Regions from separate parts of the Mus musculus genome. Here region 2 is linked to region 1. The links are chromatin loops, found by intact Hi-C in ENCODE. Cell type or tissue: gastrocnemius. All regions are shown on one strand. Links, peaks and the distances in the headings refer to the core of each region. The heading gives the core; the rest is flanking DNA.

Evidence for each region. Hi-C counts contacts between places; a loop is a spot of excess contacts. Peaks named below come from ENCODE experiments on the same cell type or tissue, not always from the same donor. Only the 100,000 strongest peaks of a DNase experiment are listed, where the experiment ranks them.
Region 2: it touches region 1 in a loop (2.3-fold over the local background); 4 of 42 quality-filtered maps call a loop at or near these places.

The regions. Positions count from the first base shown.
Region 1 is chr1:120,229,222-120,234,601 of GRCm38, forward strand. Steap3 (STEAP family member 3) reads right to left here. Exons shown (of 5, transcript NM_001379355.1): 4 at 5,021-5,185. Among named protein-coding and RNA genes, the nearest start is that of Steap3, 27 kb to the right of the region's middle. In gastrocnemius, for the core only: a CTCF peak has its summit at 2,285 (motif pointing right); a DNase peak (open chromatin) is centred at 2,295; H3K27ac peaks cover 3,427 bases.
Region 2 is chr1:120,280,422-120,285,801 of GRCm38, forward strand. No RefSeq gene overlaps it. Among named protein-coding and RNA genes, the nearest start is that of Steap3, 24 kb to the left of the region's middle. In gastrocnemius, for the core only: no CTCF peak of the experiment used is centred there; no DNase peak of the experiment used is centred there.

The DNA.
Region 1 (5,380 bases), core at 164-5,163:
TAGAACTCAGGTGGCCAGCCTGGTCTACATTTCGAGTTCCAAGTCAGAGAAACCATGTCTAGAAAAGCCCCCCCCTAAAAAAACCCAAATACAATAAGACCCCCTGCCTCTCTCCATCTGATTTTATTTCTGAAAAATCAGTCAATCAGAGGCTGGTTTCGAACCGATGCTGCACATTAATGTCACCTGGGAAGCTTAGTGGAAACAGGAGTCAGCCCCACCCTCAGAAATTCAGATTCAACTGGTTTAGGGTGGAGCGCAGTCATCTGTTGTTTTTTTTTTCAGAGTTCAGCAGATGATACAAATGTGTCACCAGGACTAAGCCACTAATTTTGGAAACCCTCGCACCCACACCCTTCTAGCTGGAGGTTGAGGAGCCCACGCAGGGCCCCAGGGTGAGGGCCCAGCTCCAGCCCCTCTTCAGATCCTGAACCACTGGCTGCACGCAGGGGCAGTGTCTCCTGCATGGTCCGATGAAGCAGCAATAAGAACTCACTCAGGCCTAGGATGTGGCCTCACAGGAGGTCGGGTATCTCTCCCAGGGATACACCCTGTGTTTGACCCACGTGGGTCAGTGTCTTAAGCACTGAGGGACAAGCATGCTGGCCCAGCATGGAGACCTGCCCAGGGTCCAGCAGCTACATCTAGCATCTCCTATATCACTCCTTTTGTTTTCTGAGTTAGTTCCATGATACACGTGGCAGGAATCCTAACTTTGGGCCAGTAGTTTCTAGCCAGGGCCGACAGCCAGAAAGCTTTTTGATTTTCCAACCCTGCTGGGAAGCCTGGATGTTTTCAGAGAATTTGTTTTCTTTAAAATTCTCTCTGTCCTTGGGAACAGTTTTTAAAATTTCTAGAGGACCAAAGGAAATTAGAAGGAAAAGTCTTGTCAAGAAGCCATTAATAACCCCAGCCCCAGACACGCACACCAAGCTAGGGCCATTTTTATTACACAGAAGCTTGTTAGCCGTGGGTCCTGCTGGCACTCAATTACTACAGCATGAAGGGGCTTTGGCCATCGCTCACCAAGTCAGGGTCAGGCTGGTCCTTGTCATTATTTCAGGCGGTGGCTGCATCAAGCAAGGTCAGAGGAATCGCCTATAACTCAGGGACAGAACTTGGGGTTTCAGGGCTACACCCTGGTTTCTGCTCAGTTGTATTACGTCCTCCTGGACACTTTACAGTGATATAGAATTTAACTGATAGGGAGAGTCCAATACAGCTGATGCTAGATAAAAACAAACACCACCCCACCCCACCCCCAACAAAAAGAAACACAAACCAAAAACTTTGAAAAGCGCTCTGGAGGGCTGGGCATATAACTCAGGAGCAGACTGCTTGCCTGGCATGTACAAGTTCCTGGGATCTATCCCCAGTGCCTCATAAACAGGGCATGGTGGTGCACACCTGTAATCTTATCATTTGGGTGACAGAAGCAGGAGGACCAGAAGTTCAAGGCCATCCTCAGCTATATAGATAGCCAGTTTAAGGCTAGCCTGGGATTCATGGGATCCTGTCTCGAAAAAGAAACAAGCAAAGGGAGGAGTTGCGGGTCTAAATCAGCTATCAGACACTTGCCTAACATGCGCAAAGGCCCGATGTCATCGCAGTACCACAGAAATGCATGTGATGGCCCATGCCTAATCCCAGCACTTGGGAGCTGAGGCAGAAGGGTCAGGCACTCATTCAATGGTTTTCTTTACTACATAGCTCAAGTTTGAGGCTAGCCTGGACTAAATGAGACTCTGTCCCCCAAACTGAACTGAAACCAAACCAAACCAAACCAAACCAAACCAAACCAAACCAAACCAAACCAAACCAAACCAAAATGAAACAAACAAAATAAGACCAAACCAAATCGGACCAAACCAAACTAAACTAAACATAACAAAACAACACCTGAATCACTTTGGAAACAGAAGGTTAAATGCAGGCATATGGGATCTTTTAATGGGATCAATATTTCAGTGGCTCTCAGATCAGCTAAACAAAGCATTCCCGGCCCAGGGATTGGCCCAGGGTCTTTGGAACACCAATAGGTTTCTAAATCCGATAGCTCCTCACTGCACGTGAACTTGACAGGAGTCAAGAAGGCCAGCTCTTCCCTTGAAAACCTCCCATCTGTTATTGGGTACAGAAAGCCTGCCTTTTACGTGTGTCCACTCATAGTCCTGGGTGGGGACAGGGACAAGCGATGAGACAGAAGCTCCAGAACATGGAGATAAAGTTTATCTGGTGAACCAGGGAGGCCAATGGGTGCTTTGGAGCTGATCCTGTGTTCCTGCCACTGGAGGGCAGCATGCACGCTTACGGGTCACCTAGACTTCCAGGCTGTCCCTGAGCATTTTATCTGAGCAGGAAGCCTGATATCTGTATCTCTCCCGAAGTTCTTTGTGGCTTTAGAGCCTTCCCCAGATGGTGGCTGACAATAAAGTTTATGACGTATTTCACATGCCCAGTGGACAGCCAGGCATAACACAGTGAGAGACAGAGACAGTAGCAGTTGGGAGTCAGGTCTGTAGCATGCACCTGTAGTCCAAGAGAAAAGGATCTTGGAGCCCAAGAGTGCAGTGAGACCCTGTCCCCAGAAGAAACCGATGGCCGATGCTTTTCAGAGATAGTAGGGGCGTGGCCAGACACCCCAAGAAGAGGAGCAAGGTGCTTTCCCTTCTCCTCTCACCTGCCTCACAAACATTTCTCTTACAACATTAATTTCATTTTTCAGGAGTGTAAATTGAGGGTTGGGGGCAGGGGCATGGGCATGGTCTGCCCACATGCACAGAGCAGGTGGTGCTGGAACTGGCCTCAGGGCGCCCTGGCAGACCCTCCTCCATACTAGGGCCCTCAGGAGAGGGGGCTGAGGTATCTGAGGCTAGAGCACAGGCGTCAGACACCCACAAACGAAACCCTCGCTTCACTCTCTTCAATATGTAAAGCAAAGCGTGACTTCTGGAGCCCTAGCCGGCTTCTGCTAACAAAATCAAATCCAAAGGCTTCCTGCAGCAGCCAGAGCTGGAGCATGTAATCTACAGCTGCTTAAGGAAAGAACTTTCTGGAAAGGGAAGCGACCCACAGCCTGTTTTAATTGTGACCAAACCACATACCCGGGATACTTGAGGCGGGAAGAGAAAAATCCAAGATTTGGGTATGAGACAAACAGGGATTAGTCCCAGATCAAGAAAAGTCCTTTCCTCCCCACCCTCTTAGGCCAGCGTGCGTCAGCCCTGAGCCCTCCTCCAGGGGCCTTCTGGGAGAAGCAGAGCCCTTGAAATTCACAGCCATGCTTTAAAAACCAACCACAACTGTTTGGTTCTAAGGTACACTAAGGGTCCCTAGTCACAAAGAATTAATTTGGATTACATAAGAGCAGTATTCTGTCACTGTCCCTTTGAGTTTTTGATGAACAGAGAAGCTACGACAGGTTTTGGTTGACAGTGGGGATGGGTATGAGGCTGTGCTCTGCCCTGATACAACTGGCAGGAGCCAGGATGAGCCAGCCTCCATCCCCCGGAGGGATGAGTTGATCTGCAGGTTCTGACCCTCCTGGGCTTCATAAAAAATAGCGGGAGGTGCCCAGGGAATTTGAGACAAGTCCCCAGGTGGGTGGTGTGCCTCTTACAAGCTCTGTCACCTTGATCCCAACTGCATCCTGGGCCTAGAGTGCCGCCTGGTGTGCGGTGCGTGCTCAGAGTGGCCACTGCCTCGAGGAATGCAAAGGAGACCCTTTCCCAGCAGCATTGGCTCCCTGAGTGTTGGCAGCTGTCAGCTGAGAGACAGAATCAACATGACAGTGTTCATAGATACCTGGCTATCAGAAGTCTGTGTGTATAAACTACACTAGAGTCTCCACTGTGTCAATGTATTCCATGACTCTCTTAGGGCAAGTAAATCCATAATCTATTGGAGGACTATCATTTGTCTGTCTGTCCATCTGTCTGTTTACCTATCACCATCAATTCATACATGCACTCATTCATCTATATGTCTGCTATTCATTCATACATCTGTACCAACATGGACCCACTCATTATCTATCTATCTATCTATCTATCTATCTATCTATCTATCTATCACCTATTTATCTATTATCTATCTATCTATCTATCTATCTATTACCTATTATCTATCTATCTATCTATCTATCTATCTATCTATCACCTATTTATCTATTATCTATCTTTCACCTATCTATTATCTATCTATCACCTATTTATCTATTATCTATCTTTCACCTATCTATTATCTATCTATCACCTATTTATCTATTATCTATCTATCTATCTATCTATCTATCTATCTATCTATCTATCTATCTATCTATCTATCTATCTATCCATCCATCCATCCTATCTATTTACATATTTACCTATCTAGTCTATCACCTATTTAGTCTGTCTGTCTATCTATCTATCTATCTATCTATCTATCTATCTATCTATTGCAGAGATTGAAGCATGAGCCTTGCACATGCTTGGCAAGTACTCTACCTGTAAGTGCCACCCTGGTCCTCATTCTTTTTTCTCTGGATCTGCCCAAGAAACAGCGCCATTTAGGAAACACTGCTTGATCCCATCACCCAGCAAGCCTCACACTTAGTTACCACCTGCCCCACATAGGGACGGGGTACACGTTGAGTTGAGGGTGTGTGCTGGCAGAGTTACCAAGCTAAGTCACAGCTCACTGCTTCCCACGTACACCAGGATTCTGCAATGACTGTATGGAAGCAGCATGTCCCCTGAGTAAGTTCAGCCCTGGTTCCATGCTCTGTCCTCCATTCTTGTCAGAACCTCTATGTGACAGACTTCCCAGGGTCAGAAAGATGAACTTGTCCTGAGCAAGTTGAAGCAGGATCAGGAGGCTGGGAGAGCCTGCAAAGTGAAGAGTGCTCAGCACCTGACCCAGTGCCCTGCCTATGACTAGGGAGACCCTGTAAGGTGGGGAGTTCTCAGCACCCGACCTGGTGGCCTGCCTATGTCCAGGAGCCAAGCTGCAGATGGCTCTCAAGGGGAATCTGCGTTACCTGCACGAAGCTGAACTCCTTCCAGTTGAGGGAATTAGCAATGGACGGGAGCGAGGTGACAGCCAGCAGCGACAACATGCCCAGGGCCAGCACACCCAGGGACAGGTATATCTCCATCCTCCAGACTTCTTCCTCAGCCCAGAGGCGGCTCTTGTTGGCCAGGACCTGACAAGAGAAAAACCATGACCGCTGTAGCCGAGGCTGGCACCCTAGAACACATTGACTAAGCACCGAAGGACAAGAGAGCCACGGTTATGTTCATGCTCTGCCAGATGGCTAACATGTGTCAGACACTGAAAGCCATTAACTATGGCTGCAGAGATGGCTCAGCAGTTACAAGCACTTGCTGCTCTTGCAGAA
Region 2 (5,380 bases), core at 176-5,175, 51 kb after region 1:
GATGTTGGAATCCCCATAAGTAGGTTCTAATAATGAGGAGGAATGCCTTAGCAACAGCATAGACAGGACAGATGAACTTGGCAGGCAGGGTGAAGGCAGGCAGGCAAAAAGCAAAAGCCTTCTTCTTCTGCATGGGCTGCCACCAGAAGGTGTGGTCCAGATTTAGGGTTGGTTTTCCAATGCAGATGATTTAATTTCTTCTCCCCAGTAAAACCTTAGTTTACACAAAGGCCCTTTTGCATTCTCAGAATTTAAGTGAATTCTGACCCCCTTTTTCTTTCCTTCATTTCCTTTTTGCCAGTTCTTTTAAAACTGAAATGAAAGACTGTGAGGCCAGACCTCGGCCAAAGGGAAAAAGACACAGTCACCAAGCAAAGTGCATTTTCTGTCCCCAACGGTTGCCCTGTGAGCACACCTTCTTGGTCAAGAATGAAGCTTTGGCTTGTTGAGACACTTCAGCTGGAGTGAGGTTCTCTATCTTCATTATCCCAAACTTGTTTCTGAGCGTGACCACCGCATCCAGTTGGAAGGAATTTCAAGGCCCCTGTTATTGGACTTATTACAGTTAGAGCCTGGTGCCTGTTAGCCCTAGCGACTGAGGCTTGGCTACCAGTCCTCAGCAGATGAATTAAACAGAAAACTAACAGTCAAAAGCAGAGAAAAGCAATTTGTTCAATGTGGCCACCCAGGGAAGAAGAACAAATAAAGAGACCTAATGAGCCTTGCCCCCAGCCCTGTCTTCAGAGTGCTGACATAGCATGTAGGCTTAAATAGGGAGCAAGAGTTATTCATACCCTGCTTAAGCAGTCCTGGCCACAATGTGCCCAGACTGACCCACCATCACCTCAGCTGCAGTCTCTCCTGTGAGGGAGGCACTCTGACAGGTTGTCAGAACTTTGTGGAGTCTCTTTCTGGGAGACATGCTCTCCCATGGCTGACACAGGGCTTCAGCTTCCTGCCTCTGAGTGTGAGTCTCCATGCTGGGGGTTGGTGGGGGGGGGAGTTCCAGTTTCTTGAAATCATTGTCTCAGTCATCTGACAGTCAAAGGGAGGGGCACACTGTCTCTTTAGAATTTAGTTACAACCTGGTTGTTAACTCTAGCCCACCCTTTCCCCTTAGAGATGAAAGAATTGAGTTTGTTTATTCATGGGCTTAAGGTTAAGTCCATTGGGAAGATGGCCCAGGTGGTAAGTGAGACACCACTAGGTCCTAAAAAGGTGTGCTGGATGGGGCAGGGGTGAGAGTGGGCAAGGCAGGCTTCCAACAAGCACTTGGTAGACCTTGACTATCCCAGGGGTGAGTCCTCATCATTGTTGATGAATCTAAGAAGATCTAGGTACTTTCCTAGTCTGTCTCCCCCCTCCCTCCTTCTCTTCCTCCTATTACCATCACTATTACCACCACCACCATCATCATGATCACCATCATTATTATTATCATCTTCCTTATCCTCATCATCAGTATTTTGAAACAGGATCTCTTTAGCCCAGTCTGGCTTTGGATTTGTTATGTAGCCAATAATGATCTTGAACTTCTGATCCTCTTGCATCCACCTCCTTGATGCTGGTATTGTGAATTTGTACCCCATACTCAGATTTATTGGTGCTGTGGATAGAACCTAAGACTTTCAACATGCACTCTACCAATTGAGCCACAAACCCAGCAGCACTACTGCCACCATCATCATTATCATCATCATCATTATCATCATCATTGTTATTATTAGTACACATATGTATTTCATATAAATGCTGAAATGCAGAAGGTATTAACGCTATAGGAGAGTCTCTCAACAACAGGACATGTGTCTTCCCTCTCCTTTCATGAACTTCCAGTTTTCGTTTCAAAATTTTTTATTTCTTTCCCTTTTAAATATAATTTCCTCTTCCTTCCTTCCTTCCTTCCTTCCTTCCTTCCTTTCTTTCTTTCTTTCTTTCTTTCTTTCTTTCTTTCTTTCTTTCTTTCTTTCTTTCTTTCTTTCTTTCTTTCTTTCTTTCTCTCTTCCTTTCTTCCTTTCTTCCTTTCTTCCTTTCTTTCATTTCTTTATTTGACAGAGACTTGCTATGTAATCCAGGTTTGTCTCAAACTCACTGTATAACCCATGCTGAAATTGATTTTAACAATCCCCCTGCCTCATCCACATGCTGCATGGATTATCACCATGCACCGCCATGTCCAGCTGCAGTTCTATGTCATCAACCTTGGACATCTCATCATTTCTCTCTCTGAGCCTGCTTTCTCATACGTGTAACCCCACCCAGCTTTGCTCAGAGATTCTTGGTGGAAGGCTTGGACTCAGTATACGGGCTACAGAACCATTAGTACACATCCAGTGGTAAGGAAGACAGAGTGACACCATTCACAAAATAGCCTTCATTAAGAGAGGGAGGATCTGCCAAACTTAGTGGTGCATACCTTTAATCCCAGCATTGAGGAGACAAAGGCAGTTGGATCTCAATGACTTTGAGGCCAGCATAGACTACATAGCCAGTTCTAGGACAGCCAGGGCTATGTAGAAAGCCCCTGTCTCAAAGACAGGTGAGGGTGCTGCCTTACAACTATAAGGGCCATGGAGACTTGAGGTAGGGGAACATTATGAAGGACAGTACATCACAGCAGAGGCAGTGTGGCACAGACATGAGACAGGTTATAGATGTTATAAAAACACCAACAACCTTCACTTCCTATGAAAGAGCAAAAGCAATTGTGGCATGAACTCAATGAGGGGGACCTGAACTGTTGGGACGGAGAGGGAATCATTGGGGTGTTTTTTGTTTTTGTTTTGTTTTGTTTTGTTTTGTTTTGTTTTGTTTTGTTTTTTACCTTTTCCTAGGGGTTGAGAGTCTGGCCGTGGTTCAGACAATTTAGGGGCAGAGGCATCAGGTCATGTGTTCAGAGCTGTAGAACAGTGTAGGTTGCAGAGATTAAGGAAGCGTGTTTGTTTACTGTTACATTGGCCTCAGGCAGAGAATAGAGCAGCAGAGGAGGTGATCTTGTTAGGGTTACTACAGCTGCAATAAAACACCGTGAGAAAAGCATCTTGGAGAGGGAAGGGTTTAGGCTCAAATTTCCATATCACTGTTGATCATCAAAGGAAGCCAGGGCAGGAACTCAAACAGGGCAGGAACCTGGAGGCAGGAGCTGATGCAGAGGCCATGGAGGGATGGAGGGATGGAGGGATGGAGGGATGGAAGGATGGAAGGATGGAGGGATGGAGGGATGGAGGGATGGAAGGATGGAGGGATGGAGGGATGGAAGGATGGAGGGATGGAGGGATGGAGGGATGGAGGGATGGAGGGATGTTGCTTACTGGCTTGCTCAGCCTGTTTTCTAATAGAATCCAGAATCATCAGTTCAGGGTGAACTCACCCAGAATAGCCTGGGCCCTCCCCATCAACCACTAATTAAGAAAATGCCCTATGGGCTTGCCTGCACTCAGATCTTACAGAGGCATTTTCTCAGCTCAGGCTCTGGCCCTCAGATGACTACAGCTTGTGTCTAGTTGAGATAAAACTAGCTAGTATATGGAGGTCTGGCCTGATTTCTGAGGGCATGTGGGGTTTGGGGCTGTGTGAAGACAGGTCTGTGCCACTGTGCCTGGCTCTAACTTTCTATCTTAAAGATGAAATGGAGGAGAAAAAAAATGCAGATCTCTCCCAAATACTCACAAGTAAATGAAAGAGTCAGACACTCACCCAATGCTGGGAGGAGAGCATCAGGACAAAGGTGTGGTCCTTTATGTCAGAACCATGCTTTCTTCTGAATCCCAGGGTGCAGGATGGGTGTATGTCTCTCTGTGTGTTTGTATGTATGTATGTGTGTGTGTGTGTGTGTGTGTGTGTGTGTATGTTGTGCACTTGTGCAAGTGTGCTTGTGCATGTGTATTTAAGTAACCTAAAATCTCAGTTGTCCCACACTGCAATCTGTTAGCATGTTTTCCTTTAAAAATCATCAGAGTTCCATTCACACAGATGGGGACTCTGATGAACTGGCGTGAGATAGGGCTTCTCACAGAATCTAGGGAGGCTGAGGGGAGACAGGCAGGAGCCACAGGCAGCCAGGTCATGGGTTGGAGACTGCCTAGCAGGACACTGTGGCCTCCCTATGTGGACAGCAAATGTCACCTTTCATTTCTACCTCTGTCCTTGGCTAGAGCATCTGCCTATCTGATCATGGGACACTGCCTGCTGCCCAGACACTTTGCCCAGGCAAAGCAGAGCCTTCTCAAATCTCCCCCACACTCCCCAAGGCACATTCTGAAATGCAAGAGCATCCTCTTGTGTTTTCTGCATCCTCTGGCCTTCCTGCAACTGCCCGGAGTCCTTTGTCCCATGTAGGGGTATTTGTAATGGGGTGGGGTGGGGTAGGAGAAGTGCCCTAAGTGTGCCTGTGTTTTTTCAGAGCCCACAGAGAAGGCACTGCCCAGTAGCTGGTGCCTGCTTTCCTCAGAGCCCACGGAGAGGGACCTGCCCAGTGGCTCTAAAGCTTTTTTCTTAGTTCTTTAATTGTGCTAGAAATGTTAATTTCCTGAATACAAAATATTATGCCAGGGCTTTTCCTTTCTGATGACAGAATTGGCCTCAAAGGCTTGTTAGCCTTCAGGATGACAACTGTCAGGGTGAAGGGGGCACACAGGAGCTTCCCTCTGGCTATGTACACTCTCGCATTTGGAGCTGATTGGCCCTGTGGTATTTTCATTGCTCAGCCAACAGGAAATGGCAGTGGCCCAAATAGATCACTCTGAGGTATGCATTCCTTCACTTGCTACTAACCGTATGTGTCTATCATTAACCTGTCTGTCCATCGATCTATCCATCCATCTGTCTGTCCAACCTCCTTCCATCCAACTACCATATACTTTCCCATGCATCCAACCATCCATGCATGCATGAAAGTATCCATCCATCCATCCATCCATCCACCCAACCATCCATTTATCTGTCCATCACACACACACATCTCTCCTCCCTCTATCTAACCAACCACCTACCTGTCCATTCATGCTTACAACCATCCATCCATCCATTTATCCATCCATCCATTTATCCATCCATCCATTTATCCATCCATCCATCCATCCATCCATCTCCATCCATCTCCCTGATTATATACTCATGCCTGCATCCATCCAACTGTCTATTCACTTGTCCATTTACCTACCTGTCTGTCCATCTATATGTCCATACATCTCTCTACTAGTAGAGAAAAAAAGCCAGGAGGTCATCAAGTATGAGACAGGGAAAGGCAATCTTTATAGGGGTCAAAACTTACTTAAGGAAGGTGGGGACTTAGAGAGCTTTGGCCTTGGATTTGGGACAGTTCTGGTGGCTGTGTTAGCTAAGGTAATAGTTGTGTGCAAGGGCTTTAGGATTTGAGCTT